Linked DNA regions of Homo sapiens: region 2 is linked to region 1. Evidence: chromatin loops called from intact Hi-C (ENCODE). Cell type or tissue: HepG2. All regions are shown on one strand. Each heading gives the region's core, and the rest is flanking DNA. Links, peaks and the distances in the headings are about the cores only. Region 1 has its middle 220 kb from the start of LINC01848. Region 2 has its middle 160 kb from the start of LINC01848.

The links. Hi-C counts contacts between places; a loop is a spot of excess contacts. Peaks named below come from ENCODE experiments on the same cell type or tissue, not always from the same donor. Only the 100,000 strongest peaks of a DNase experiment are listed, where the experiment ranks them.
Region 2: a loop joins it to region 1, with 2.2 times the contacts of the local background. A loop is called at or near these places in 2 of 110 quality-filtered maps.

Annotation. Positions count from the first base shown.
Region 1 is chr5:110,098,577-110,115,018 of GRCh38, reverse strand. No RefSeq gene overlaps it. Among named protein-coding and RNA genes, the nearest start is that of LINC01848, 220 kb to the right of the region's middle. In HepG2, for the core only: no CTCF peak of the experiment used is centred there; DNase peaks (open chromatin) are centred at 5,128, 8,138 and 9,088; H3K4me3 peaks cover 791 bases.
Region 2 is chr5:110,035,993-110,052,434 of GRCh38, reverse strand. No RefSeq gene overlaps it. Among named protein-coding and RNA genes, the nearest start is that of LINC01848, 160 kb to the right of the region's middle. In HepG2, for the core only: a CTCF peak has its summit at 7,077; no DNase peak of the experiment used is centred there.

The DNA of each region.
Region 1 (16,442 bases), core at 3,580-11,579:
TGCCCCACACCAACTGGGTGAGCTAGCAGATAAGCATGAATGCAGTGCCTCAAGCCCTAGACTCATGTCCTCATGCAATGGAATATGGCCTCTCCACTGCTGCCTGCCAAATCTCGCACAAAACATCTCTCGTGGTCCACACCATCTCTAAACTAAACACAAAGAGGATTCTGGGAAATGTAGTTCTATTTTAGCTAAACTGAGACAAAAATCTACTTTGACATCTATATACACTTACCATCCAAATACATCTTTTAACTTACTTTCTCTTCCAAACAAAAACAATTGCAAAATCATGTCTCCTTCTAACTAATGGAACCATATCTCATACAGCCAAAAGCAGACTTTTTCCCCATAAAAGAATATAAAATTCCTTTTTGTCATTAGGTAATATTTATTCCTCTTTTAGCTGAGTCACATATCTGCTTTGATACCCTGAAACTTAAATACTGAGAAATCCAGTTTAACAATTGTGGTAGGTAGACTAGTACCTGCCACACACACATCCTTAATGTGTTCACATCCTAATCCCTGGAACCTGTGAATGTTGTTTTATGACAAAAGAGACTTTGCAAATGTAATTAAATAGAAGATCTTGAAATGAGGAGGCTATTCAACGTTATCTGGATGTATTCAACGTAATCACAAGAGTCCTTATAAGAGGGACAGAGGAGGAGACAGAGGCAGAGAAGGAGGTGATGGGATACCAGAGCAGAGATTGGAGTGATGGGCTCTGAAGATGAAGGAAAGGGCCTCAGACATAGGAATACACGTGAACACTAAAAGCTGGAGAAAGCAAAGAAACAGATTCTCTCCTCAGAGCCTCCAGATGGAACCTGTCCTGTCAACACCTTGATTTTAGCCGACTGAGACTGATTGTGGACTTCTGATCTCCAAAACTACATGAGAATAAATTTGGGTTTAATCACTAAATTTGTGGTGATTCGTTACAGCAGCAATAGGGCACACACAACTAATATTAATATATCATATGTTGTATGGTAAGAAAATTGGAAAGGAGAGAAAAATTATGAGATATATATATATATAACAAATAATATTAAATAATTTTATAATAACAGCAACCCATTGTGTGGTCATACTACATATTTATAATTACCTTCCTCTACCTATTCTATATTTCTTGGCCTCAGCAAGCACCTTTGTCTGGTGAGGGGCCTGAATATTCATTTCTAAAAGGTCTAGGCCATTAGAAGTCCTCCCTATATCGGCCTATTTAGTTCTCTACTGACTTAAATCACAGGACATGGAAATGCTTAGAGGTGTCCCAGGTAAACCTGCTACGTCCCAGATATACTCCTCCTTACTCCATAGTGGAGTAGCAACAAAATTTCCTCTACCTGGTCGGGATCACATATCTGAACCAGTACCAGAACTTTATCTTTGATTGTAGATTTATTGACATAAAGAACTCAACGTTTCCAGGGAGATTTTCAACTTCCAGTTTGTGGAACCATTGCTGTATCTCCTGCCAGAAGCATTTCCTCATTGTTAACTAAAACTTCTAGACCAGCAAATCCTAGGGATGGAGAGATGGAAAATGAAAATTTCACTAGTGGAACGTTAGGGTTAATAGAGGAGCCACTCCCATTTCCAGCCCTTGATCCCCAGACCCATGAATATGGCTATTGAAGAAACAGCACAGAAGTTTAACTGATTTAGAGCATATACAGCACCCTGGAGGACATTTTCTCCAGACCCTCAAGGTACTGCCAACCAGTTTATGCTTAACTGAGTCTTCAAAAAATGGTTCCACAGTTCCATCAGGCCAGCTGCTTCAGGGTGATTAGGTACATGATCAGACTAGTGAGTTTCACTAACATGACCCCATTGGCACCCTTCATTTGCTGTAAAACGAGTTCCTTTGTCAGAAGCAAAATCTGGTAGAATACCATGTATGGGGAATACATCCTGAGATAACTCTCAATGAATGACACCCTTGTATAATCTCTCCATAAGTGTGTGTGACATGTGACTTGATTCTAACCAATAGAATACGGCAAGGGTAATGGGATGTCACTTTCATGATCATATTTTATTATAGAAGTGTCCATCTTAACAGGCTGGAGGGAGAGATTAGCCTGCTGGCCTTGCAAAAGTAAGCAGCCATATTTGGAACTGCCTATGGAGAGGACCACATGGCCAGGAACTGCAGGTGGCTTCTAGAATCTGAAGGTGGTCTCCAGATAACGGCCAATAAAAAGCTGTATGAGTTTGGAAGCCAATTCTTCCCTATCCAAGCCTCTAGAACACACAACACTGTGATTGCAACCTTTTTAAAATAGCATATAAATAATGCACACACTTTTGACTCACAGAAATTGTGAGATAATAACTGTGTGTTGTTTTAAGTTGATAACTAGGTGATCATTTGTTATGCATCATTGAAGATTTATACAGCATGACAGTGAATAGGACATGCCTTAAGGCTATGAATTGTGGTTTTGGTAGGGAAAGCAAATGCCTGCATCAGTCTAATCACATCTCCCATTAGCATAGAAGCCCCCTGAGGGTGATGACTATGTCTTTTACATTCTCCACAGTGCCTAGCACAACTTATTCCTCCTAATATGTGCTTAAAAATTATTTTTTGTTGTTAGACTACTTCAAGAATTAATTCACATCATTGCAGAAAACTGATGTTCATCTGCAGTGTGAAAATCACAATGCCAATCACAAATATTTGTATTCCTACTAAAAGTGAACATTAAATGGAAAGAGTCTTCCTCACTCCCACCCTCATCCCTTTTCTTCTTTTTGAAACATACCTTTCCTTTTTGCATTAGAACCAAGACTACATATTTAGTTTTCTGATACTATTAATGCCTAAGGCATTGTAATAGAAACTACACTAGTCCTGGAAGGAATTTAAAAGGATAAAGTAAACCAGTCTTATTTCTAAATAAGACTGTAATTAAGTCTGCCTAGAAAAGTGAGTACATATATTCTCTCGAGAAAGCACTTGAGGAAAAACTGGTAGGATGGAAAGGTAGAAAAGGAAAACTCAATCTTTGGTCCCTGGTTGACTGCCTCCCACTCCAACAGTTTCTGTCCTTGTAATGATCATTTCTATGGTGCCTTTTGGCATTCTGGAGGAGAATGTAAATGTTTTGTCCTGATATTTCTGGTTCTTTTCCTCCGAATTTAGAAAGAATGGAATTCCTTTGTATTATTTAAAATAGTTCCCTGGACCACCACATTTGCCTTCTAATTGGTATCAACTATTATGTAGCAGCAATTTTTCATTTGGGATAAAGTCACCTCATAGAACAGCCATTTAGGTAAAACAAAGATATTAGAGAATGTAAGGACTCTAGGGCTTTAGAAAGCCTTCTAATTCATTCCTCTGACCTCCAATATGAATACACAATCCATCACTGGAGAGACTTCCATGTTTCAAGATTTTAGAAAAAAAAAATCCTATCTCCCTAATTTCTCACTTCACTGGGCTATGTACTATAAATCACTATGAACTTTTTCTGGAGGGAGGTGATGGTGATGATGTGGTTTAGTTTGGTTCGGTTAATTCTTTTTTGTTCCTTTATAATCAAGCTGAAATTATTACCTAATTATCCTTCAGTATTTATTTTCTAACTTACTTCCGTGATACTTGCTCAGAAACTATACTTGTCTACTCTTTAATTATTTGGTTAGTGACTTTTGATTGGTCTCTGTACTGTCCTCAATCCTCTTGGGTACTACCAGAATAGTGTAGATGACTCTAGTAAATAAATATGTAAGTATGGGTGAATTTACCACTGCACTTTTCTCATTTTCAGTATTTTCAGCTTCACACTTCTATTCCTTGTATACAACCACAAACATGTATACACCACAAACTTGTGGAACTCTGGTCAAGTTTCAAACTGTATTCAAATGTTATTACCATAAATGATATAATTCTTCCCTCTTCCGTGTTCCTATTGCTCTTTATACTTATCTCTATTAGATTAGAAATGTTTTCTTCTTTAGACGCATATGTATTTCTTATACATATTAAAATATAAACAATCAAGAATAGGAAGTAGAATACCCGTCTAGAGTAAATTCTCAATAAATGTGGAAAAGCAAAGGAAAAGAGGAAGAAGGGAAATTAGTTCAGATTTGGAGGAGGACACAAAGATTATAAAATTCAACCATATTTTACAAATGAGGAAAGTAAAACAATAAGAAATTAAGTGAGCCAAAGCCTTATACCTATTGAGAGGCTGTTTTGGACATTCATGAATTTGGGGGAACCAAGCACCTTGTAACCTCATTAGTTTGCTAAGAGCTCTCTGACTTTTGACCCTTGACCATCCAGGACTTTTGTTTGAACTCTTAGAGGAAGAGAAGCTGTTCTACCAGCCAGCCTTGAGCCTGGAAGGACAGGAGCTTTTGGCAGCCATTATACCACCATGTGGAGCCTGAGAATAACAAAGCTGAGAGGTGAATCGCGGCTGAGTACATTACGGCTTCTTATATCCCCAGATCAAGACAATCTGTAGAACAAATATGTTTACTCTGTTTTTTTTTTTAAAGCTTGACTTCAGTTTTCTGACTTGGTCCTAACTAAAAATCATGCAGCATTTGAACTAAGTATAGGTCTTATAACTCTCAACCTGTATTCTTTTCATCTTGGTACTGCCTGTCTCCTCTTTGCTGATAGTGCTTTCCTTTTCCTTTATCAATGTAAAAACAAACCTCCTCTACTTATTTTACCAAGAAGTAGGAAGCTTCCACGTTTTAATGACAACCTTGGTATCTTTGCATGGCCCTGCGTCTGATGAATGGAAGGATTACCTCACTGTCTCTGCATGATTACATTCCGATTTATCTATCGGCCCAAACATACTTGCTACTTAAAAAATAAAAGTACAAAGATTCAATATTCCCAGAGACTTCAGTCTCACTCCAAATGTGTTCCAGTTTCTATTTATTCAGAGTTTTGAAAACCAGAACCCTAGGGAGTCCTGAGGTCTGGTACACACATATGTATGACCTTATCAATGCAGAGTCAGAAATTCTGTGCATTCAGAAAGCCCTAAGTCAGAGGTGGTTCCTCGATCACCGTAGGATTGATTTCTTCAGGCTGTTCAGGTGACTTTTGTGACCTTACCATTGCAGCAGAAAGGGTCATATTTGCTCAATAACTGATCGGGTGGCTGTGTGGAAACACAATTCAAACTTCTGTCCTCCCTGGCTAGGTTGGTAACAGCTAAATGAAACCCAAGGGAAATCTCACATCCAGAAAACAGCAATACACTCTGACCTGCAGTTGATATTTCAAACATAAAATACAATTAAATCTGCTAAAGATCTCTGCTTAGCCTGGGAGAAGCTTGCAACCATGGAAGAAGAGAGATGTGCAAATCAATTTACATTGTGGCAACTTAAGATTCAAAAATATTGTATACTTTAAGGTATATGTATAAGAATATTCATTCCAACATTGTAGTGGCAAATTAATCAAAACAGGCTAAATTGGTATTGGAGCAGCTGGTTAAAAAAATTACAATATCTGCCTCAGTGAACTTCTTACAACTATTAAAATGAAGAAGATTGGTCTCTATGTCCTAATATAAAATTACCTCTCAGACAACTTCTTCAGTGACTAGCACAAGGGGCAGGATAATGTGTGTAGAATGCAACTATTTATGTTAAATGAAGGAAGAAAGGGCCATGTGAATCTGTGCATACACACACACATATACACACACATACACACACACACACACGCACACTTTGCTATGCAAAGAATATCTCTGAAAAGATTCACAAGAACTAACATCAGAGGTTGCCTCAGCGAAGGGGAACTGGAGTACCTGGATAAAGCTAGGAGGGAGAATAACTTTCCAATGTATTTCCTTTTGCACCATTTGAATCTGTGTTGCATGCCTCCACATTGCCTAATAAAAATAAAACACAATATTCTAAAGCCACACTTTGATTTAGAGTTTAAAAATGAAAACACTAAGATTTCATATTTCTTTTTTCCTTTAAGGCAAAAGCAGGACCCTTCCACCTTTGTTACTTGCTTTTGAACAAATAGGAGGTAGTATTTTTAGACTTTCTCCCTGGAGCCGAAAGCTCACAGGATTAAAGCAACCAAGGAAATATAGAGAAGTAGGAGCCCAAGTTCTATGTTCTAAATATTTTTCAGTCATGAAGAAACTAGCTTTTTCCCTAATGCTTCTGTTTATACCGGTAGGAGCATGCACTAAGGTAATTTCTTCTTTTTTCTTGCTGGATTAAAGAATGTGCTTAATTCTCTCTCTCTCTCTCTCTCTCTCTCTCTCTCTCCCTCTCTCTCTCGCTCTCTCTCTCTCTCTCTCTCTCTCTCTCTCTCACTCTCCCCCTCTCCCAGAGAAGTTTCTGTTGTTCTTTCCCTCAAAGTGGACACACATCTGAACACAGCTCTAGTGCATTTCTGCTGGAAGAAGCAAGAAGCTATTAACGGTGGCACTTGAGGCCGCTGTGCAAGTCCATTACCCCAGAAATAGATTAAACCGAGTTTCCAGAAATGCCTTCCTCCAGCATTACATTCTTACCTAAAAGAACGTGGGCCCTATTTAGCAGGAGATAGATGTTCTTATCTCATTTCACTGACAAACTAAAGTGAAATAAATAAAGACAAATAAAAAGGCCACCTCCTGAGAATTTGCTTTGCGTCTTTTATTTCAAATCACATATTTGGGATGGGGTTATTTTCTTTCTCTTCCTCCCTCCAACTGCCACCTGCTCTGAGGTTCTTTTTTTTTTTTTTTTTTTTTTGAGACAGAGTGTTGCTGACTCTCAGGCTGGAGTGCAATGGCACAATCTCGGCTCACTGCAAGCTCTGCCTCCCAGGTTCAAGCCATTTTCCTGCCTCAGCCTCCCGAGTACCTGGGACTACAGGCACCCGCCACCACACCTGGCTAATGTATTTTTAGTAGAGACGGGGTTTCACCATATTCGCCAGGATCGTCTCGATCTCCTGACCTCGTGATCCGCCCTCCTCAGCCTCCCAAAGTGCTGGGATTACAGGCGTGAGCCACCGCTCCCAGCCTGCTCTGAGGTTCTTAATGGCACTGCTTAGTACTATGGCTCTGAAATATCTAGCATGAGTTTACTCTCTGACATGGTGGAACCAGAGCAGAACAGTAAAGAGAAAGATTTAGCCTAAGCCTTTGTTACCTGGAAGCAGTTTGCATAAACTCCAGATACTCATTCCCACAGCTGTTCCTTAGGCACAGAACTGAACCAGTGGCCAGTTCTAAACAGGCTCTAACTGGTAACAAAAGTATATAAGTAGAAACCCATTTGTTTTGCTTTCTCTTTCCCTATCGTCTTCTACTACTTTGGTTTTCCAAACGGCGAAAGATAAAGTTCAATTGTGCCCTAGTTACTACTTAAAAGAGGGGCTTAGACGGGGCTAAATATAGTTCAAGCTGAACCTCGCCTCATTCCCAAAAGACACACAGTGCTCAGAAAGTTCATTTCCAATAGTAGTGTGAGAGATTCCTTCCATTCAATATATGGGGAAGAAAACCATGAAATAAGACTAGAAGGTATATTTGTCAAGTTTAATAAGAAGGCTACAGCAGGGCAGTCCCCCGCAGACTCTGTTCTGTCTTACACAACACCTCAGGCATCAGATGTGATAAGGGACATCCTGTCACATACGATGAATATCAGGATTTGAGACTGAGGGGGTGGTAAGATTTCCTTGTCTTTAGATCACTTGTTCTCAAACCTGGCTGCACATGCATTTTTTTTTACACCTGAGACTTCCCCTAGAAATTCTGATTGGGTGGTGTTGAGGTGCAGTCCAGGCATCTTCATCTCTAAAGGATTCTCCTATGGAACTAGACTGAGCACTGCAGCTGCTGCTAGTGAGGATACTTGTGGGTTGGGACTAGCTTGATGCCATCTCCCTAGTTAAAAGGACTGGTCAGACAAACCTGGATAATTTATCATCCTCTGCACCATATAGCACTTTACTCACTGCAATACACTCTCTCATCACAGCCCTGCAGGACAGGCAAGAAACTCTATTTATCTCCATTTTACAGAGGAGAAAACTGAAGATCCAACAGACTTGCCAAAGGTCAGTTGCACATTAACTCAGAGGCAGCTCTGGAACTCCAAATAAAGCCTCTATTGTCACCATAGTTTTCGCTACAGCCCTACAGGTTCCTCCAAGCTTAAAGTCCAAGATGAGCAGTTTTGGTGCTAGCAACTATTTTGCTTCCTAGAACTAAAGGAAAAAGAAGCATGAAACCCAGGATACACCTAAGGAGTATAATCCCTTAATTTTAGAGATGAGGAGATTGAAGCACAGTGACTTGCCCAAGATCACATAGCTAGCTAGCGAGAAGAAAAGTAAACAACAGTGGGACCGTTATCGGAAAAGGGTCCCAATTCAGACCCCAGGAAAGGGTTCTTGGATCTCACATAAGAAAGAATTCAGGGCGAGTCTCTAGAGTAAAGTGAAAGCAAGTTTATTAAGAAAGCAGAGGAATAAAAGAATGGCTACTCCATGGTCAGAGCAGCCCCCCAAGAGCTGCTGGTTGCCTATTTTTATGGTTATTTATTGATGATAATGTTAAATAAGGGGTGGATAATTCATGCCTCCCTTTTTTGGACCATATAATATAACTTCCTCACATTGCCATGGCATCTGTAAATTCATGATGCTGGTGGGAGCGTAACAATGAGGATGACCAGAGTTCACTCTCGTGGCCATCTGGGTTTTGGTGGGTATTAGCCGACTTCTTTATTGCAACCTGTTTTATCAGCAAGGTCTTTATGACCTGTATCTTGTGCCAACCTCCTATCTCATCCTGTGACTTGGAATGCCTTAACCATCTTGGAATGCAGCCCAGTAGGTCTCAGCCTCATTTTACCCAGCTCCTATCCAAGTTGGAGTTGCTGTGGTTCCACACCTCTTATAGGATCATAGTTAATGTAGACCAAAAGCAGAGCAATATGTAGGGGAACTGTATACCTCTTTCTTGGGGTTTCAATAGAAGGCAAAGTGATTACTGCACAAAGAGCTGCTGTGTATTTGGAAGAATGCCCACTGCATTGAGAAATGGACCACGGGGAGGAGTAGCCATACAAATCACTGAGGTCACCTTGCATGGTCTCTATGAGTGTGCCAGCCAGTCTGTGCCTATTTTTATAAGAGAGAGAGAGAGTGTGTGTGTGTGTGTGTGTGTGTGTGTGTGTGTTGGTTGGTTGGTTGCTGAGAAAATGCTCAAGCAAGCAGGAGCCTGTGTACATTTGGCAAAGATAGAGAACAAAAAATAAATTCCCTGGAAAGCGTTAGCATAATTATATAGCCAGCCTGTTTCTTACCTGGAGGTAAATGCAGGCTGCACAATCACTGTCAATTTTGACAATCATTCATGATATAGAAATGTGCAGGGGAGAGGTCCCCCCTCTCTCATTCTGTCTAATTTCTCTAACCCTCTAGCATAGCTAGAGATTAACCCAACTCCTATAAAACAGAAACAAACTTCAAATCCATGTCAGAGCCTGCCGGAGAGAATGATTTACAAACTGCCAACAGAACACTGGTGTAAACAAGATAATGCACATTAATTCCCAGCAAGTCAATTAGCATTCAGTTATTCTGAACAGAGCCTGACCTTGATGCTTGAGGATCTGAACAGAATGCAACCTGTAGCTTAAAGGAAAATGTCACCTCTTCCACTCAAACTGGCAAGTCTATAGGGTTAAAAGGTTCAAGAAGCACTTCCTCATAAAGACACACAGAGACAAAAAACCGTCTCAACATAACTCTTGTATTTCAGAACTGGTATATTTTTTTACTTTGAACCTACAAACACTTTGATGATTCTCACCTTTGATCTAAATTTCTAAAGGATCTAAGTGTTATGCCACATTCCAGAGGCATTTTTACTTCAAGATGTCTGAGGATTTAAAAGATTTCAAAATGAAGAATTGCATACTTTTTTGCATATTTCTTCAATTACCAATTCAAAACAAAGGCTTTATTTGTAATTGCCATGCTCATTACCATTCTATCTACTTTCTGGAAATCCTTCTCCTTGTACATGGGGAAATGTTCAACCACAGCCTCTCATGATGTTTTACCACACCAGCGTGGTGAGTTAGGCACCCCAAGAAGTGTGAAACCCGTTAGAGTCCCCTGAAGCAAAGCTTTTCAAATTTGAATGTACACATGAAGCACATGTAAAGGAAGCCTCTGATAGAGGAGGTCTGGAGTGGAACCCAAGATCCTGTATTTCTTATGAACTCCCAGGTGATCCTGATCCTACAGTGTTTCAAGGACAGCACTGTGTAGTCCTGCACCAGACTGTTCATCTAAGAAGCTTCTTCTACGGAACAAGTAGTTTTTTCAAAAAAAGTTCTTCTACCATCTGAAGAGTGCTAATGTAACAGGAGTCTAAATTTTTCTGATTCAGGCACCCTTGACTTCCAGGTTTAGAAAAATTCCTCCAACACTAATCCTAATCGCAATGCCTAGGGGGCCTGTATTTCCAGACAGGTATTCTGGAATTTTTTGTTTCTTCATTGTTTGTTTTGCAGCGTTCATAGTTGTTCGCGCTAGGTTAATTTCATAGAGAAAAACAAAATTCCCATGACATTAACAAGTTTTGCTTTTGTTGTTTATCAACTGATTTTTAAAAAAAAACACTGAGGTAGAGATAATAATGAGACATCCAAGTGTAAGGGGGTCCCCGGGAAAACCCCAACTGGCCTGCACACCCGGGTGGAGCCACAGAAGTTAGCACCGTTTGCAGCAGGAAGGAACCTGGCCCCTCTTCTTCCTGCGTGGTACCTGGGATTCAATCTGCGAGGCAGGAAGCGCACTACCAGAACTCTAGCTTCGCAGAGGGTCCTTGTTTCTCTTTTTTTCCCTTTTCTCCAATAAAGTCCATTTATTCTCACCCTTCAAAGTGTCTGCGAGCCTAATCTCTCTCATGGCTGTGTAACAAGAAACCGGCTCTTAGCTGAACTAAGGAGAGAGTCCTACAACAATAATAAAATCCCCCTCAGAGGTTTCAGGAACAATTGGCTGGGCACCGGGCACAGGCAAATGCAGGTTCTTCATTATGTATACACAGTTAGATGCTGGAGATAAATCCGATTGTTTGGGTACAAAAAAACAAAAATCCTTCATGGGGTCCTTCTCTAGTGTACTCAGCAGACATTCTCCAAGGAACAGTTTACCTGATCCCAGTTTATTCTTCCCTAAAACACGCACACAGACACACACAAACACCCCACATTTCCTAAGCAATTTCCCTAGGATCATTTAGAAAGCCCTGGTATCCCATCTGTCCATACCATCTATTCTTCATCTCTTCCCAGTGTTCCAAGCCAATAATAATATAACAATAATAACAACAGTAACAATAACCACTGTTTCAATCTTTACTCTCATTACAATGTTTTAGATAGGTACCAGTTTTTTTTCTCATTTTAAGGATGAGGACTTAGGCATAGAGAGGATAAGCAATTGGCTGAAGGTCACACACCTAATAGGCAGGGGTACAAACACAGCCTGCACCGGAATCCATGATCTTAACTTCTACATGCTACTCTTCCATACCCTTTTAATTACTTTACCAAAAAAAGAGAGAAAAGCCTGTTTATCCTCTTTATCTTTTACAGCTGATGGCTCATTAAAACCAGAGCCAAAATAATTAGCAACCAAATAAATTAGTTTCCTTTCCAAGAGAGTGTTTTCAAACACTCCCCTGAGGTGAGGGAAAATATTTGCATCTGTCCCTGTTGGTGGGGTGTGTGCAGTGAAGTGCATTCCCCTAGAATGGGTTGGATGCTGGTAAGGAAGCAAATAAGAAGAAAAACAAAACTGTTTCCACAGTAAAATATGTTGGCTCTTCTTACCCCCTTACATTTGAATGAGTTCTGTTTTCTCTTTGGGAGTTCAGTTCTCACTGCCTCGGGAAACTTTCTTCATTACACCACCCCCAGTCAGTTCACATCTTCTGAATAACTGTGGCCAGTATTATTAGAATCTCTCTGCATGCCATTTTACTATATGTATGATGTTTCTCTTTGTTTCACATATGTTATGCTAGTCTCATTCACTTGATTCTAAGCATTTTGGTTTAAACGCTTATTTTTAGAATACTGTATAATAATTTTGACCCTTTACAGACACTTGAGTGACGGAGATGCACATGCTTTATTGGACAAACATTCCCACAGTCCTTTCCTAACTCAGCTTTGCATTGCTATTGTGATTACATTAGATGGTCAGTGCATCAATCTAGCTGTGAAAGCAAAGACTAGGTCTCAGGCTGTCTTCTATGCAGCCTGATACCTGTATCATGACAGTTACCCATGACACCTCAAAGACCAGCTAATCATCTCACACCAATGCGTGATAATCACAAGTGTACTGAGCAAAAAATGTAGTCTAGATGAGAGCAAATTTAGGAACCGCCTAAATTTGAGAATTTACTCCTGAGAAAACAAACTCAGAGTTCAGGCTCCACAGATAAAGGTTCAGCAGAGTCATTTTTGTAGATGAAGGGCAGTATTTATTTTTAAAGTTTTGATTTAGGAACTGAGGAAATTCCACCCATTTTCTTGTCTGAGAGCCAATAGAAGAAATTGCAAGAAAAGCTATGCTAAATCTCATCTTTTCTAGGTTAGCAATTCACTCCCAGGTCCCCTCAGTTGAATGAAGCCTCAGGTATTTAAAAGATAAAGTAAGTTGTATTTGCATGATGGTCTAGGCTGAAAAGATACTGACAAAGATCTTCATAGGACCCATTTTTGGACATCTTAAAGAAAAACAAGGTCTAGGATAATGTTTAGAATATGTTTGGTGAAGCTAACCTAATTTCTCAGACAGAAGGACACATCCTGAGATAATATATCTTGACTTTACTGAGACTTTGATGCCAGTATGGTATACTCATCAATAAACTGGTAAAATGGAGCCTGAATTATGCAACCATTGGTTGGACAAACAGAAACCTGAAAACAACTCCAAATTGTTATCAGTAGGTCAGTATCAACCTAGGAGAGCCACTAACTAATGAATTTATATTGATATTGGTAACATATTATTGGATATAGTGTTTTGTCATTTACTCAAGTGTTGACGTCAGAGTATTATTTGGCTTTCCCACACACAGAGTCATGGGAACAAATTGTTGTTCATTCCAAGCAAGTCACTTCTCTCCACCACTCATAAGAGCTTCCCTAGAGAGCTTCAAAATTGAATACCTTACTATCAGTTGAGAAAAGTAGGTTATATAAGATTTTAAAATGAAAGCAAGTTGATAGATTTGGCTGCTTTTTGCAATTTTTCCTCTTTGACTTCCAGTTTTTATGAAACACCAATAAAATCCATTACCATATTAATATTTACGTCTAATCTCTTAATGCTTATACAAAGACCAGGCTAAGAAATAAACTATGAAGCAGGCCATACATCACCCTGGGAAACAAGAATCCCCTGACACTTAACGCTTCCAGAAGTCTAGGTGTGAAGAGTACAAGTAATCGCAGCATCACTACAGAAATGCTATTTGGTTACAAGGGAGCCTGAGCCACGAAAGCCAAGAGCCTTTTGGAGTCTATGGTCTGTTGAGATACAGTTAGATTGATACATTCTCCTCTCTGACCACTGCTGTCACATCTCTCTCCCACAACTTTCTTCCCTGTCTTCACTATGACTTTTAGTCTAAGTTGCTCTCAATGATCCCAGGTCATCCCTCTGGTTCTGGTTTTAACTTGCATCCCTCTCCAGATTGATCCCTCAAGATAATATTTTTAATACTGACCTCACTATAATCTCAGAAGTCCCTGCTTCCCCTTCGCTAGTTGTAGTGAGGATCAAACAAGTTCATTTATGTAGAAAAAATTCTAAAATGTTAAAGTGCTGTATTGACATTGTTTTTATTTTTACTATTTTTTCTGGCACTCATGATAGTATCTCTCATATGGTAGGTACTCATTAAACATGTGTCAAATAAACAAGTAATTAAAGGAAATACATCCCATTTTACACATCAAAGTCAGACCAATCTTCCTGAAGTTCAGTAACTGGAGGGAAAAGAAAAAGTGACTTCAATTAAGTGACTTGTATACAACAAGTATTATATTAAGAATGTTCAAATAGATTATTTGATGTAATAATCAAAACAACCCTCCAAGACAGCTAATATTAGCATCACTACTTTACATATAAAGAGACTGAGGCAGAGTCAAAAGCCCAAGGGCAATCAGAGAGCAAGTGGCAGAGCCAGGATTGAAACCCAGGGAGTCTGACTCCATAGTTAGCACTTCCAGCCACTAGGTCACTATGTTATCCTTCACTTGGTTAAAAATAATAATAATAATAAATGTTAAAAAAATTGAAGGATTCCTTCTGTTTATAAAACAAAGCCCAATCTTAAGAGTCTTCTATGTAATTCCTTCTAGCATATGATCCTAATTCATAATTTCAAAAATTTTTCTCTTTCCCATATTCTAAAATGGTTAGTTTTCCCCTTTGTTGCACATTAGACTTATCTGAAGATGTTTTAAAAATCCTGATGTCCTGGTTGTCCCTCAGAAGAATTTCACTCTAATCTCTCACAGGTGGGGGCCTGGAAGTAATATTTAAAAAATAATAAACACTTCATGTAACTTCAGTCCAGCTGAGTTTGAGAATATCTGCTCTAACCTCTTATAGCCAGATTGACTACTTGTAATTTTCTTCCTCCAGCCTTCGTTCATGTTATTCTCCACTATTTAAAGTATCTCATTCCCATCCTACCCATCCCTCTAGGAAAAGCTCAAATGCATCCTTTCCCATAAAACCTGTAATATGTGAACAATGGCTATAACCTCTTCATCCTTTCATTCTTTGAAATTCTTTACCTTTGTTTTGACATCCATCACTCTTAAATTAGCTGATGGTCAGATTTAAGTAAGTCAAATTTCCTCCATTGTACGGTAACCTCGTAAAAGGAGTATCTGTGCATATACCTTTCTACCTCTCATCTGTCCTTCTGTTTGTCCTATTAATTGACTTCATTTTCTCACTGGGAGAAACTACCATGAGCAACTCCAGAATCACTTGTGAAAAGAGAAACAGACTGTTTTCCACATGCTGTAGTTAGAAAAGTCAAAGAGAAGGATGCTGATGGCTCTGCTCAGACAATATGTTTATCTCAGGAAAAAAATCACTGGGACTTAAGGAATTTAATACTTGAGGCCTGGTCTGGATCAGATGTCCATGCCTGTGGCTGAGAAAGCAGGCATCACCATCAGAAGAAAGGGTGAAATATGTGCTGTGCAGACAGAAACATGTGTCTAACTTTGCTGAGGGCAAATCAAAGCTTTGACAGAATTTGCCTCCATTTCTGCCATTTCCAGCTCATCATCTGTTTATGTACTCACTTATGCTATCTCTCTTCTCTTCTACTCCACTCTGTAAAAGATATGTATGTAACTCTTTGCTTAAGCTATCTTTTTCTCTTTCTCATCTACAGTTTTTCAACATACACCCACTACTCTGCCTAAAATTATGCTCATATTTTTCCCATTTATGTAATACTTTGCATTAATACTGCTCTTCCCTTAAACATCATTTCTTCCCCTTTACCTCAAACTTTTGCAAGTACAGCATGCTTACCACCATCTAATCTCTTTGTTACTTAGGCTAGCTAATTGCTATAATATTTGATTCAAAACTATATAATGGTTCAAGCGTAATAGAAGTTTATTTCCTGCTTCAACAATAGTAAAGAGCAGGTAAATAGGTCAATGTGGCATACTTTCTACAAACAGTCATTCAGGGACTCAGGCTATATTAGTCAAAATAAAGTAGATTATGCTCTGGTAACAAATAGCTCCAAAATCATACTGGCTTAAAACTACAATGGCTTGTTTCTTATTTAATCTATATGTAGCATGTGGAGCAGGACAGTTATGCTATTACAGTCACTCAGGGACTTAGGTGAATGGAAATACCACCCTATTATGACAACACGATGCCCACAAAAAGCTGCAGAAAAAACAAAAAAGATCATGGAGAAATGTGCAATGACTTTTAAATGTTTTCACTCAGAAAAGATATATGTAACTTTTATGAATATTTCTTTGGCCAAAAGAAAATCACATTCTCAGACCTAACTTCAAGAGTCCTAGTAGAGTTTAGCTGTCACAGAGAAGAGGAAGAAGAGCACTAAGAAAACCCCATTGCCAAGGCTAGGTACACAAGGCACGTCAAAGCCTGAGGCTAGACCAAGACAACTGAGAACACCCCCTGAACCCCACCATCAGGCAAGCAAGCACCAAGCAACAAACAAAGGCAATCCACCCCTGTGGAAGGCAAGAGCACAGAAAGAGACATCCCTGTAGTACAGGCAGGCAGGAAAATCTGAAAGCCAAAACTGGAGCAGGAACACAGAGGAAAGAGCCCCAACATCCAACTCTAT
Region 2 (16,442 bases), core at 3,464-11,463, 62 kb after region 1:
ACTGCAACATCCAACTCCCGGACTCAAGCAATTCTCCTGCCTCATCCTCCCTGAGTAGCTGGGATTACAGGTACCCATCACCATGCCCGGCTAATTTTTTTTTTTTTATTACAGACAGGGTTTCACCATGTTGGCTAGGCTGGTCTTGAACTCCTGACCTCAGGTGATCTGCCTGCCTTGGCCTCCCAAAGTGCTGGGATTACAGGCGTGAGCTACTGCGCCCAGAAAGGACTAGGTATTGTTTTTATTGAGAACATGTGCATAATGGGTTGTGTCAGCTTGGCTATATAAATGGGTGAAATTTCTTTCTGTCTTTGCAATCTCTTACTGAATTGTCTGTGATGCACATTGCATACTGGTTTAATGCTTGTTTAATAAAAACTGTTTTCTGTTTCTACTACCTTTGTGGAGAAATGTCCTGGGTTGAAGAAGATTTTGTTTTTAATTATATTTCCTCAACATCTGCAATTGTTTTTCTCCATTTTCTCCAGTAGAAGATGAACTCAGTAAACCCAAAGGCTGTGTCTGTTTTGTTCACCATTGCACTTCTGTGGTCTGGCTCATTCGCACACTGAAGGTATTCAGTAAATATCTGTTAATGGACAGACCATTAGGAATTCTGAGAGAAGAAGCTTCAGATGATGAAGAAAATTGAAGGTCACTGAAGAAAATTGTGACTTGCCAACAACGCAAGGCTTGTCCACAAAATAAAATCAAGTAAAGCCATGCTGTGAGAAGACCACTGGTTTCTACATTCCTCTCACATCCCTTCCCTTCTCCTTGCCTTCTCAACAAAAAGTAAAATCCCCACAACAGGAGTTACCACCACCTGCTGCGGTGCAAACGTGAACTATTCTCTGGAATTGTTAAGTTGGGTAAAATTCTACTTTTCAAAGAGAAAAGCTAGCTTGTAGTAACATTCTCTCTAAAAAGAATACAGCAAAGTGGGAAATCTGCATAATTACCTCCGTAAATCAGAGAACTAGGTAAAAATACCATAGCCTTTATAAAACAAGAGTAAGAATGGTAACCCCTCACACTGGTGAACAAATTAACAGTGTGCAGTAGATTGTGTAGCCCTCATTTGGTCCTTGGAACAATTCTATGAGGTAAAAAGGGTAAGTATAATTATTCCACAGCAGAGATACAGAAACCAAGGCTCATGGGACTCATGGCTTCCTCAAAGTCTGGCATGTAAGCAGAAAAAAGAAATTGACACTGGGACTCTGTCCTTTAGATTTCTATTCTCTTGCCCTTTCTATTTGCTCTCATTATTTCCTAACCCTTAACAGTAGATTAAGTGATAACCATAAAGTCTTTCCCCAAATAACCCTGCTACCCACAGTGTCAAGCTAGGGACTGACTCAAATCTATCCCGGCTTTCTGAGGCCCCTGTGCTGTGCCATGAGACCTGCTTAGTCTTCATGTGCATCTCATTGACATGAAGCGGCCATGCTTTTGCCACCTGGGATTTCTGCCACTTACCTTGCACTTGGCTGCCCCTGCCCTCCAATTAAGACCCACTGATAGTGGAGGCATCCCAAGCAGTAGCAAACCCTTCTCCTGGTGGCTACTTTTCCTAGTTGGAGGAAAGGTGGTAATTGCGAAATCAGGGACTCTTAAAAGGTACTGAAAGATGAAGCCCAAGAATATGAAGAAAAAAGGAGAGATCATTTTCAGAGGCATGAGGCCAGTCAGAACCAGAGGATATATATTTGTATTTATTCAATAAACATTCACTGAGTACTTTCCGTGTGCCAGGATTGGCTGCGCAATAATGAATAGAATGTGGACCCTGCCTCTGAGACTTCACAATAGAGTGAAAGAGATAGAGAAAAGCAAATGAATCATTAATATAATTCAATTTTATAAGTGTTTCAATAGTAGCATCAACCAACAAGAATAATCATCCAACTAGATACAGGATATTTATCTAAATAGAAATAAAGAGAAAGTTTCACAAAATTTTAGAATCGAATAATAAATTTGTCCAATATAAACACTTCTAAAAGTGAAGTAGGTAAATAAATAAAGTATTTACTTTGGATTTAATAGAGGAGCCTGAAAAGTGCTAGAAGTTAAATTCTTTAAAGCTACCAAGTTCCTACTGCATACCAGGCCCCAGCCTGTACAGTGGATGCAAAAACCGATTAAGACAGAAAAAGCACAAGCACACAGCAAAATGAAGGCAGACATGTAAACTCACCATTATGGAGGCTGTGACAAACTGAACCATATTATGCTACAAAAACAGAGAGGGGATTTTTAAATAAAACAGGGAAGTCAAGAGACCGTCTCAAGATATGTGATCTTTAAACTGAGGTAAAGAGTGGAAAGGCATTTACTAAGTTAAAATGAAGAAAAGAAACCATTTTAGAAAGAAAAAATAGAACGTGAAGAAACCACAGATGCTCAAAAAGCCTGCCAGGTTTGAAAACTAAAAGAAGACTTCATGATTAAAGGGTGGGCATGCATGTGGCTTAGTGCAAGATGCTTCAGAAACAGGCAGCTCAGGAAAGCCTTCTATGCTAAACTGGGCACTTGAACTTGATGCTGAAAGCTATTGAAGGATGTGAAACAAAATAGAACCTGTTTGGAATTGCAACTTAGTCTACTCTAAAGGAGGCTACAGGACTAGGGATAGGGAAGAGTTAAGTAGAGGATGCAGTGGACACTGTTCTTTGCTTTAGGGGCTACTTTTTACCTATTTCATAATGATAAGGCAGCATGGTTCCGGCTGGTAGGTCCTTCCCCAGCCCCAGGGATGGAGAAGTGGCTTCATTCCCAAGGGTCCAGTTAGAATGCTCCTTCCTCACAACCTATCCCTACTATTTAGGCAAGGGCTGGATATACAGGATATGCTTCAAAAATATTATTGAATATTATTAAAAATAGCTTTGTGGATGCTATTCCAGAGAGTCTCTAGAATTCCTGAAATTTAGGGGTTGTAGTTTATGGCATTATAATAAGCGTTACTAAAACAGGAAAGGATAAGAGGCAGGTGTTGTCATTGTGTTCAAATTAACATTTATTAAGCATACTCTGCATGCCAAGTGCAAAATGAGGAGCTGAAGTAGGGCTGGTAGAAATGCAAACATGAATAAAACACAGTTCTTCTAAATATTTCACAGTTCTTTTCCCTAAATATCTCACCTTTCATTATTATTCTATATAAAATTTTCAAAATGCATAAAATAAAATAAAGGAATATGGTTGTCCAGAAAAAAAGTAGGTAACTTGTAGTTGTTGCTCTAAGGAACAGGAAAGGCTCTGAAGAGGATAGTTTTGAGTTGGACCTCGGGTGAATGAGATTGGATGGATGAAGATGAGGACAAAATTGATATACACTCCAGTCCAAAAGGAGGAGATTAAAGCTCATTAACACTAATCTCAGGATGGCAGAAGAGAAGGAATTTTACAAGACATTAAAATTACTTAGGAAAGGAAAGCAAGCAGAGGCGTTGGAGACAATAGCTTAATCATTTGAAGTATTCAAACAATAAGAAACAGCCAATGGTTTAGAAGTGGCTCTGGAAAGCAAGGGGACACAAACATAGAGTAAGGGGCGCAGGGTTTCTCTAAAACTGGGAAAAGGGAATGGAGCTACTGAATGAAGGATGGCTTCTCCATATTGTGATGAATGTCCCTAGGGGCCATAGCAGAGAGAGATGCAGAAGAGATTAAGTGGAGCCTGAGAGCTGCTGGTATACAGGATCCACACTGGCCTCAGACTAGAGAAGGCAAGAGTGAGCAAACTGCCGCTGTAAAGAGAATGAGGTCAGCAGAGAGGTGGGGGATGGAGCAGAAACACCTCAGCCAATGGGGAGAGTTCAGCTTACAGAAATACAATCATCTGTCTTCTTGTTAATGCTCCCTCCATCACTCTGGTTTCTAAGTTCAGAATTCACACTGGAAAGCAATCATATACACAGTGGGGTAGGATTTAGGCTTTTTCTGCTGCTTTTCTTTTGCCCTTATTTTAGCTTTAATGTATTGGAATCAAACAGAAGTTAAGCTTACCATGAGATTCTAATACTTGATGGCACAAGGTCCTTGGCATAGTATCTGCAGGCAGCAATATCTTCTCCAGGCTTCCCTAGCTCCTAAGTCACCCTGTAACTGCATCCACCCTGACCAACCTTATTATTCCCAGATTGAACCATTCCCATCTCCCCTGAAGCTTGTCTCTTGGTATTCCATCCTAAAGCTCCCAGCTTATAGCCCTACCTGCTTGGTATTTTGCAACTCTGACAAGCACCTGCAGAATATAAGAAATGTGAAACCCAGGGAGGGAAACCAACATTATGGTGTCCCTGCTAAGCACACTGATACACATTCTTTTTCTCACAAAAACTCCTTAAGCTAAACATTGCTAGTTCTATTTTTTCTGAATACTGCTAAATGCTATAGCAGGAATTACAGAATAAAAGTAGTGTAGGGTCCTCGAACTGAAGAAGGAAATGGGGAACATAAGATCCAATCTGATCCTGTTTAGGAGAGCGAAATGAAAAAGATGTGAAGAGAGGGGTGAGTCTTGAAGCCTGCACAGTTTGCATCCCTCTTGGGAAGTGGTGTCCAAGGAATGATCTGAAGTTGAAACATTTCAAGTGAAAGTGTGTGAGGGAGAATGAACTGGTTAGTCCAAGCCATAGAGCTTCTAAGAGAGTCCTTCATGATGGTTTTTCTCAGAGGGCGTGAGGACAAGCAATTGCCTTGATAACCAAAGGAAAAGCCAAAGAAACACTGATTTCAGTGTGTAAATGTGTCCATGGCCCAGCCCAACAGAGTGGACCTAAAGGAAGCAATGTATAAAAAGCAGAGAGGCAGAGTAGGAGATAAGGCATCATGGTACTGTTGTTTTCTGGTCATTCATGGCTGAGCACTTTAGATATTCTTACTCTCTTAGAAGACACACCAGATTACTCACTGGATGCTAAAAGCAGTGCACGGAGTGGATGTGCTCCCATTATTGCCATGCTGTTATCATACTGAAGTCAATGTTAGAAGTTAGGTCGTCATAGCTTGATGAAAGGCAATGTCACACTATCACTTCTGTAATTATCAAAGGAGACACTTGAGTGAATTCAGTTTTCTTAAGACATATTTATGAATTCAGTAATACTACATCAACAACCCCACCAAAATATTTCTAAGTCCATATATATTTATTTTTGCTATCGTAATTGATTTGCAAGCATTTTTCTTCTCCAGTTACCTTAGAGGATTCTGTAACATTTTTTAAATCCCTGATAAATTTTCTCATATGAATTTATGCCAAAAACTAGAATTCAGGAATTATTCCCAATAATTGCTGCTGATGACAAGATATTGGTAAAGAGAGAAAGATGAAGTTTTTATCTATTTTCTTCATATAAATGAGCACAGAAACAAAAATGGATCAGTTCAAGCCAAGCAATTATCCAGAGAACCAATCTAATTTATTTTATAATTTTTAATTACACAAGTAATTCAAGCAATATTCTTCTCATAAAAAATTCCAATAATAAAAGCAAAAGTCCCCAGTTACCACAATACTCAATCCTACTTCCCTCTTTGGAGGTACTCACTATTAGTTTAATGGTTATCCTTCCAGAACTTTTTCTCTTTGTTTAACATATACAGGCATAGTCTGAGTGTTGTTTGATGTACATGACATCACACGCTTTCCTAACTTGACATACCCTCAAGATACAGGTAAGTTCAAGCATTCCAATTGACTTCCTCCTTCTTAACTTCTACATATCATTTGTATTAGGGTAACGTTAGCTACTTCAACAAGTAAATCTCAAAATATCAATGGATTAAAACAGGAGAAGCTTATGTCTTATTCACGTACCCGTCCAGTGAGGGTGATGCAGGTCCACAGGTAGTTTTCCTTCATTCAAGAACCCAACTCCTTCTGTATGGTTTTTGGCCACTTTCTAGGGTCTTCCGATTATCTGCATTCAGTCAGCAGAAGAGGATGGAGAAGGTACTTCTACTTTTTAAAAGCTATGGCCTAGAAGTGACACACATTACTTACACTAATCTTATACTAATAATTTCAAGGGAGATTTAGAGATTGCTCATTTAATTATTCTGCCACTGATGGGTTATCTTTAGTCTTTGTCCTTATGAGTAATGCTACAATGAATGTTTTTGTACCTGCCTTTGTAAGAACATGGACAAGTACTTCTCTGGGGTAGAAAATGAGATATATGAATGATGGCTTAAAGAATGTGCACATTTCTTATTTTAATGTGCACTGCCAGATTGTTCTCAAGACTATACCAATGTATACTCCATCAACAATATATCTCATTAATACTAGCTATCAATCATTTATATTTTCACTAATACAATAAAGATGATATTTAATTGCTCTAATTGCATTTCTAAGATTTCATAGTGATGTTGAGCATCTTCTAATATGTGTAATATCTATTTATATGAATGCATCTCACATTGATTAGTCATAACTTTTGCACATCTTCTGTTTGGTTGCAGGTATAACAAAATGTCCAAATAGAACTATGGCAGTACAGTTTTAACTGAGGCCATAGAACATGAGATAAACCTCATCAACATTACAAAATGAGCTATGAGAAGGCAAAACCAGGACTTTCAAAGCAGATGGCTAGGAACCAGTTTGGGGACACTTTGCTAAACACCTACCTCCAATCCATAAACTAATATTGAGGGGCTGAGAAAGACAACAGATACTGGAAAGGAATTCAGGAGAGAGGTAGAAGGAGTATAGAGATAGAAGGGGGTTAGAAGTTGGAGATACATTTCTCTTTATCAAAATCAGAGAAATGGACATTAAAGATGACCCCTCCCAACCTATAACTTGAACTATGTTGTATGGAGCTTGGGAAAAAAGGAGCCTGAAGTCTGAATCACTACTGAGAAATCTAAACAGTATTTACTATGGATAGCCAGCCACTCTTCAGGCAGAAGATAAGTTTAATGGTAAAAAGAATGCATGTGATTTCCCTTGACCAGAAGTTGTCCATGTAAAAGGAAGAGCTGGCTTAAGTTTATCCCAAATCGTATTCTAAAGGCCAGTTGGAGGGGTAAAGTGATCTTAGTAGTGAGAAGCTGGAAGTATATTACTGCTGCCTAGTGGCTAAAGAAAGAATAAGAAGTAATTTCTTCTGAAGAATCCATTTACCATTATCATGGTTGTATTAGTTTTCATGCTGCTGATGAAGACATACCCAAGACTGGGTAATTTAAAAATAAAAAGGGGTTTAATGGCCTCATAGTTCCACATGGCTAGGGAGGCCTCACAATTATGGCAGAAGACAGAAGGCACACCTTACATGGTGGCCGGCAAGAAAGAATGAGACCCAAGCGGAAGGGGAAACCCCTTATAAAACCACCAGATCACATGAGATTTATTCACTATCATGAGAACAGTATGGGGGAAATTGTCCCCAGCATTTAATTGTCTCCCACCAGGTCCCTTCCATAACACATGGGAATAATGGGAGCTACAATTCAAGATGAGATTTTGGAGACACAGCCAAACCATATCAATGGTGAACTGCAGGAGAGGAGACTCCAGTGATGGGGTGAAAGAAGTATCCAAAAACTCTACAAATGAAGAAGAACATAACTGACCTGATGGAGCTGAAAAATACAACATAAGAATTCCACAATGCAATCACAAGTATCAATAGCAGAATAGACCACACAGAGGAAAGAATCTCAGAGCTTGAACACTATCTTTCTGAAATAAGAGAGGCAGACAAGAATAGAGAAAAAAATGAAAATGAATGAATAAAATCTCCGAGTAATATAGAATTATGTAAAAAGACTGAACCTATGACTGATTAGGGTACCTAAAAGAGATGGGGAGAACAGAACTAAGTTGGAAAACATACTTTAGGATATCATTCAGGAGAACTTCCCCAATCTACAAAAACAGGTTAGCATTCAAATTCAGGAAATCCAGAGAACCCCCATAAGATACTCCATGAGAAGTTCAAGACATGAATCATCAGATTCTCCAAGGTCAAAATGAAAGAAAAAATGTTAATGGCAGCAAGAGAGAAAGGCCAAATCACCTACAAAGAAAAGCCTATCAGATTAACAGCAGACCTCTCAGTGGAAACCATACAAGCCAGAAGAGATTGAGGGCCAATATTCAACATTCTTAAAGAAAATAATTTCCAAACCATAATTTTATATCCAGCCAAAGTAAGTTTCATAAGTGAAGGAGAAATAAGATATCCTTTTCAGACAAGTAAATGCTGAGCAAATCCATCACTCTCAGGCAGGCCTTTCAAGAGCTCCTGAAAGAAGCTCTAAATATGGAAAGGAAAAACTGTGACAAAAAGCACACTGAAGTACACAGATCAGTGAAACTATGAAGCAACCACACAAACAAGTCTGCAAAATAACCAGTTAACATCATGATGACAGGATCAAATTCACACATAGCAGTATTAACCTTAAGTGTAAATAGGCTAAATGCAGAAGAATCGCTTGAACCCGGGTGGTGGTCATATGAGCCATGATCACACCACTGCACTCCAGCCTGGGCAACAGAGCGAGATTCCATCTCAAAAAAAAACTAATAAATAAATGTCTAATTAAAACACACAGAATGGCAAGTTGGATAGAGTGGAGACCCACTGGTATGCTGTCTTCAAGAGACCCATCTCAGGTGCAAAGACACATCTGACTCAAAATAAAGGGATGGAGGAAAATTTAACAAGAAGTGGAAAACAGAAAAACGCAGGGGTTGCAATCCTAGTTTATGACAAACAGACTTTAAACCAACAAAGACCAAAAAAAAGACAAAGAAGGGCATTACATAATGGTTAAGGGTTCAATTCAACAAGAACTAACTATCTTAAATATATATGCACGTAATACAGCAGGAGCACCTAGATTCATAAATCAAGTTCTTAGAGACCCACAAAGAGACTTAGTCTCCCACAGAATAATAGTGGGAGATTTTAACACCCTACTAACAATATTGGACAGATCATTGAGACAGAAAATTAATAAAGATATTCAGGACCCGAACTCAGCTCTGTATCAAGTGGACCTGATAAATATCTACAGAACTCTCCTCTCCAAAACAACAGAATATACATTCTTCTCATCATCACATGGCATTTACTGTAAAATTGATGACATAATTGGAAGTAAAACGCTCATCAGCAATTCTTTGAAGCTCATGACAACAAAGAAACAATGTACCAGAATCTCTGGGACACAGCCAAAGCAGTGTTAAGAAGGAAATTTATAGAACTAAATGCCCACATCAAAGAGCCAGAAAGATCTCAAATCAACAACCTAACATCACAACTAAAAGAACCAAAGAACCAAAAGCAAACAAGCCCCAGTGCTACAAAGACAAGAAATGACCAAGATTGGAGTAAAGCTGAAGGAGATTGAGACACAACAAACCCTTCAAAAAATGAACGAATCAAGGGGCTGTTTTTTTCAAGAAAATTAATAAAATAGACCACTAGCAAGACTAATAAAGAAGAAAAGCAAAAGCTGGAACCAAATAGATAAAAGGGGCGTATCACCACTGACCCCACACAAATACAAACAATCATCAGAGAATATTATAAACACCTCTATATACATGAACTACTAAATCTAGAAGAAATAGATAAATTTCTGGACACATACACCCTCCTGAGACTGAACCAGGAGGAAATTGAATCCCTGAATAAGCCAATAACAAGGACAGAAATTGAGGCAGTAATAAAAAGCCTACCAACCAAAAAATAAAATTAAAAAATTAAAAAATTAAAACAGCACGAGATGAATTTACAGCTGAATTCTACCAGAGGTACAAAGAAGAACTGGTACCACTTCTACTGAAACTACTCCCTAACTCCTCCCTAATTCATTTGATGAGGCCAGCATCATCCTAATACCAAAACCTGGCAGAGACACAATAAAAAAAGAAAACTTCAGGCCAATATCCCTGATGAATGGTAATGCAAAAATCCTCAATAAAATACTGGCAAACCGAATCCAGCAGCACATCAAAAAGTTTACCTGTCATGATAAACTTAGCTTCAGCCTGGTATGCAAGGTAGTTCAACATATGCAAATCAATAAACGTAATTCATCACATAAACAGAACTAAAGACAGAAACCATATGATTATCTCAATTGATGCAGAAAAAGGCCTTTGATGAAATTCAATATCCCTTTATGTTTTTATGTTAAAAACTCTCAATAAACTAGGTATTAATGAAACATACCTCAAAACAATAAGCCATATATGACAAACTCACAGCCAATATCATACTGAATTAGCAAAAGCTGGAAGCGTTACCCTTGAAAACCAGCACAAGACAAGGGTGCCCTCTCTCAGCACTCCTATTCAACATAGTATTGGAAGATCTGGCCAGGGCAATCAGGCAAGAGAAACAAAAATAAAGAATATTCAAATAAGAAGAGAGGAAGTCAAATTATCTGTGTTTGCAGATGACATGATCCTATATCTAGAAAACCCCATTGTCTCAGCCCAATAGCTTCTTAAGCTGATTAACAACTTCAGCAAAGTCTCAGGATACAAAATCAATGTGCAAAAACTGCTAGCATTCCTATGCACCAACAACAGGCAAGCAGAAAGCCAAATCATGAATGAACTCTCATTCAAAATTGCTACAAAGAGAATAAAATACCTAGGAATATAGCTAACAAAGGAAGTGAGGGACCTCTTCAAGAAGAACTACAAATCACTGCTCAAAGAAATAAGAGAGGACAGAAATAAATAGAAAAACATTCCATGCTCATGGATAAAAAGAATCAATATCATAAAAATGGCCATACTGACCAAAGTAGTTTATAAATTCCACGCTATTCCCATTAAACTACCTTTGACATTCTCCACAGAATTAGAAGAAAACTATTTTAAAATTCATATTATACCAAAAAAGAGCCCATATAGCCAAGACCATCCTAAGCAAAAAAAAAACAAAAACAAGAAAACAAAAAAAACCCAAATTTGGAAGCATCATGTGACCTGACTTCAAACTATACTACAAGGCTACAGTAACCAAAACAGCATGGCAAAAAAAAACAGACACATAGACCAATGGAACAGAATAGAGAACTCAAAAATAAGACTGCACACCTACAACCATCTGATCTTTAACAACCTTGACAAAAACAAGCAAGGGGGAAAGCATGCCTTATTGGCATGGGCAAAGATTTCATGACAAAATCTCCAAAAGCAATAGTAACAAAAGCAAAAATTGACAAGTGGGGTCTAATTAAACTAAAGAGCTCCTACACGGCAAAAGAAACTATCATCAACGTGAACAGACAACCTACTGAACGGAAGAAAATTCTTACAATCTAATCATCTGATGAAGGTATAATATCCAGTGTCTACAACGAACTTAAACAAATTTACAAGAAAAAACAAACAAACAAACAACCCCATTAAAAAGTGGGCAAAGGACATGAACAGACACTTCTCCAGAGAAAACATTTATGCGGCCAAGAAACATATGAAGAAAAAGCTCAACGTCGCTGATCACTAGAGAAATGGAAATCAAAACTACAATGAGATACCATCTCACACCAGTCAGAATGGAGATTATTAAAAAGTCAAGAAACAGGATGCTGGTGAGGTTTGGGGAAAAATGAACACTTTTACACTATTGGTGGGAGTTCAACCATTTGGAAGATAATGTAGCAATTTCTCAAAGACCTAGAGGCAGAAATACCATTTGAACCAGCAATCCCATTACTGGGTGTATACCCAAAGGAATATAAATTGTTCTATTATAAACATACATGCATGCATATGTTCATTACAGTACTATTCACAATAGCAAGGACATGGAATCAACCCAAATGCTCATCAATGATAGACTGGATAAAGAATATGTGGTATATATACACCATGGAATACTATGCAGCCATAAAAATGAAGGAGATCATGTCTTTTGCAGGGACATGGATGGAGCTGGAGGCCATTATCGTCAGCAAATTAACACATGAACAGAAAACCAAACATCACATGTTCTTTCTCACTTATAAGTGGGAGCTGAATGAGAACACATGGACACATGGTGGTAACAACACACACTATGGCCAGTAGGAGGAGCTGGGAGAGGGAGAGCACCAGGAAAAATAGTTAATGGATGCTGGGCCTAATTCCTGGCTGATGGGTTGATGTGTGCAGCAAACCACCATGGCACACGTTTACCTATGTAACAAACCTGCACATCCTGCAAATATACCCAGGAACTTAAAAGGTGAAAAAAAAAAAAAAAAAAAAAAAAACTCAACAAATGTGCCCCACACAGGGTGGATATCAACAACTGATACCACCAGTCAAATAACGTATCATATATGCCTCTCACTTCTCATCTCCCAACCTTTTCCTAACTTCAACCCTGGAAGAACCACATGCATCCTAGTAAGTAGAAGAAGAAGAGAAAAACACAGGTTGGGAATATTGGAGTTATGGGGAAGGATTGTCTACACATTAATTCCTACGTAGGCCAACTCAGAAGTTCACATCTTCCACGTGATCTGCCCAGGTTAAAAACTTCAAGGACAGCGGCCATGTCAGACCAGAAGAACAAAACAGGAGACTCTTCCAAACTTGAGAAATCAAATTGTATCACTCAATTTATACCAAGCTTTGAGTTTGCTGGGATTTTGGCAAGAGGAATGAGGGATGTGAAAAGAACCAAGATCAGCTGAACCCTCTCAGGAAAAGACAGGACCAGAATGCCGTATTTTCTTCTTAAGGAGGCTCTTTCTGCCTATCTATCTCTAGGTCCTATGAAACAAAGAAAACTAATTTACCCTAAACAACCTAACAGACATGAATTACCAAACAGGTACAGTATAGCTGATTATCTGAATTCGGTAGACACACAGTGTCTGACAATATTAAATATCCTTTCAGCCTGATTTAGTGTGTCTTTAGAGGAATTAATACATTTTAAATGCTTAGAAATGTGTCTGACAAAGGGTACATTCTCAATAAGTATTATGATTATTATGAAAAAATAATCAAGTTCTGTATAAAAATTTAAATTATCTGGTGGTTGATTTTGTTCACTGCTTATATTGACACTGAGGTGTGATGCAATTTCTATTTTGTTAAACAATAATTGCCTTTGTTTCAGTCTCCTAACAGTGTGTGTGAATGTGTATGTGTGTGATTGTGTGTGTGTGTGTGACTGTGTGTGTGTAGTGTAAAATTTCAAATAATTACTGAAATAAAAAAATTAAACCATATTATCACAACAGAACCTATAACTCTGCAAGGTAGGGGCTGTTGTATTACTGTGAAAGCCATGTGAGATGTGGACATTAACATCATAGCTCAAAGCCATCTATTTTTTCCCTAGTAATTGCACATTTAAAATAGCCGTGAAAGAGTGGATATAAACTAAGGCAAGCTGGAAAGAGCTTGACTATCTGCAATGGGAAGCCCGAGCATAATAACCTTAGGCAGTGAGAAGTGATCTGAAACAAGAAAACTACAGCATTGCCGAAATAGACTTGGCTGCAGGTGATTGACAGTCTACAGCTAATCACAAGTTTTCAGCAACTAAACCCAACTCTATTTAGAGTCTCCCTTCCCCAGGAAGGATCTAAACAGAGAAACTTCTAATGGCTGCCTGCTCTTGTAGGGGCAGCTTCCAGCAGATGGGCAGTGCCAGGACAAAAAGCCTAACAGAGATGCATTATGGACTCATTCATGTGGATTTGCTCTTCCACTTTGTTTGCCAGAACTGGTAAGAAAAAACCTCTTGGAAACCTCGTTTATCCTTGCAATTGAGATTAGTTTATCTAAATAAAGGAAAAAATGGCACTGATTTATTTAGTACTACTCATTTTTAGAAAAGTTACATAATAATCAGCATAGTCACCTCTTCTTGGCAGTTTGGAAAAATTTCTAAGATGCCAGAAACTCAAGTTCACAGAAACAGAACTTCCTAGAAACCTCACATTCAGGAAACTAAATATCTCCCACTGCGGTCTAGGAGGTGAGTAATGTGGGACTAGAGAAGGGTCTAAGGTGCCAGCCACTGCTAGACTTAACTCTGGCAGGCCTCACTGGGCCTCACCAGTAGCACATAGTAGATGTTTCCTCGATGTTTGTCCCATTCCTTAATAGTAAAATTTGTCCCATAAAGATTATAATTTCTTAATTTTAAAATAATTTCAACTTTTATTTTAGATATAGGGAGTACAAGTGCAGGTTTTTGTTACGTGGGTATATTGTGTGACACTGAGTTTTGGGTACGAGTGATCCCATCACCCAAGTAGTAAGCGTAGTACCCAATAGGCAATTTTTCAGTTTTGCCTCCCTCCCTCTCACCCCCGTATAGTAGTTCTCACTGTCTATTATTCTCATCTTTATGTCCATATGTACTCAGTGTTTATCTCCCACTTATAAGAACGAATATGCAGTATTTGGTTTTCTGTTTCTGTTAATTTTGTTAAGATGATGGCCTCCAGCTGAACCCACATTGCTGCAAAAGACATGATTTCCTCCTTTTTATGGCTGCATAGTATTCCTGGTATATATGTACCACATTTTCTTTAACCAGTCCTTTGTGGAGCAGCACTTAGGTTGATTCCATGTCTTTGTCCTTGTGAATAGTGCTACAATCAACAGACTTGTGTGTCATTTTTGTAGAATGATTTATTTTCCTTTGGGTTTATACCCTGTAATTGGATTGCTGCTGGGTTGAATGGCAGTTCTGTTTAATGCCTTCCACAGTGGCTGAACTAATTTACATTACCGCCAACAATGCGTAAGCATTCACTTTTCTCTGCAGCCTCATGAGCATCTGTTTTGGGGGGCTTTTGCTGTTGTTGTTGTTCTTTTTACTTTTTAATAATAGCCGTTCTGACTGATGTGAGATTGTATCTCACTGTGGTTTTGATTTGCCTTTCTCTGATAATTAGTGATATTGTGCATTTTTTTCATATGTTTGTCAGCTGCTTGTATGTCTTCTTTTGAGAAGTGTCTGTTCATGATGAAATATTTTATAGTCATTGGCATAAACTTGCCATCAGAGAATGAATAGGTAGGTGGTGGATAATTAATATGTAGGTGGAGAAACTGAATATTCCCTCTCAGTGAGAACACACAGACCATCAGAAGAGACGCTGTGTCTCCCAATCTACAAATGCAAAGTGTACAGAAAAGGTCTCTTCCACCATCTTCTTCATGGCCTAGACAAAAATTATGCCCTGTCAGAGACCCAGAAGGAGTAAGGTGGAGGGATAGAAGGTGAGGACAAAGAAGAAAATGGGCCTAGCAACCTTTGCATATGAACTGGAGGTGATCAGAAAGAGAAGCCAGATGAAAGTTTGTTGGTCAGTTCACGTACTGGGTTGGATAATATATTCCATAGGAATTAATATCCACTCAGAATCTATGAGAAACTATTCAGAAATATGGTCTTTGCAGATGTAAACACATTAAGATGAGGTCATACTGGATAAGGGGGTCCTGAAATCCAATTTGGCTGATATCCTTATAAGAAGAGGGAAATTTGGGCACAGAGACACAGAGAGGAGAATGCTGTGTGGAGACAGATGCAGAGATTGGAGTAATTGTCCTTTCCACAAGCTGTATTTTGTGTTATCAAGTACCAAGAAGTTAACATGGCAGTGTTATCACAACATGTATCACATAATATCAGTACATTTTTTGACTCTTCAGCAAACATTTCATTTTAATTTCCAACTTTCATTTTAAGTTCAGGGGTACATGTGCAGAATGTGCAGGTTTATTACATAGGTAAACGTGTGCCAGGGTAATTTGCTGCACAAATCATCCCATCACCTAGGTATTAAGCCCAACATCCATTAGCTATTCTTCCTGATACTTTCCTTCCTCCCATCCCCACCCTCTGACAGATCCCAGTGTGTGTTGTTCCCCCCGATGTGTCCATGTGTTCTTATCATTCAGCTCCCACTTATAAGTGAGAACACATGGTGTTTGGTTTTCTGCTCCTGCAAACATTTTTTGAAAGAAAGAAGGAGGAAGCAAGAGAGAGAGAGAGAAGGGAAGGGGGGAAAGAAGAAGAGGGGGAAGAGGAAGAAAGGGAACAGACTGCCTTTGAAATCATCTAGTGTTATGCTCCCATTTTGCAAATGAGGCAACTGAGGCTCAAAGAAGTAAATTGACCAGAGGGAGCAAAGAAGTCACTGTTACTCCAGGTTGCTGTTGTGCAACTCCAAAACATGTAGAATAGAGTGGCGGTTTCTTAAAAGGAAGCTAGAAACAGATGGAAGGACAAAAAGTATAGTAAATAATATATTTACTGTATGATATTCTACATTATTCTATGTAAGATATTAGAGAAAGGTATATTAAAATATAAAGAAATTGGTGTCTCTGAACCACACTGCTATGGACTGAATGTTTGTGTTCTCTCAAAATTCATATGTTGAAGCTCTAATCTCCAGCATAATGGCTTTTGGAAATG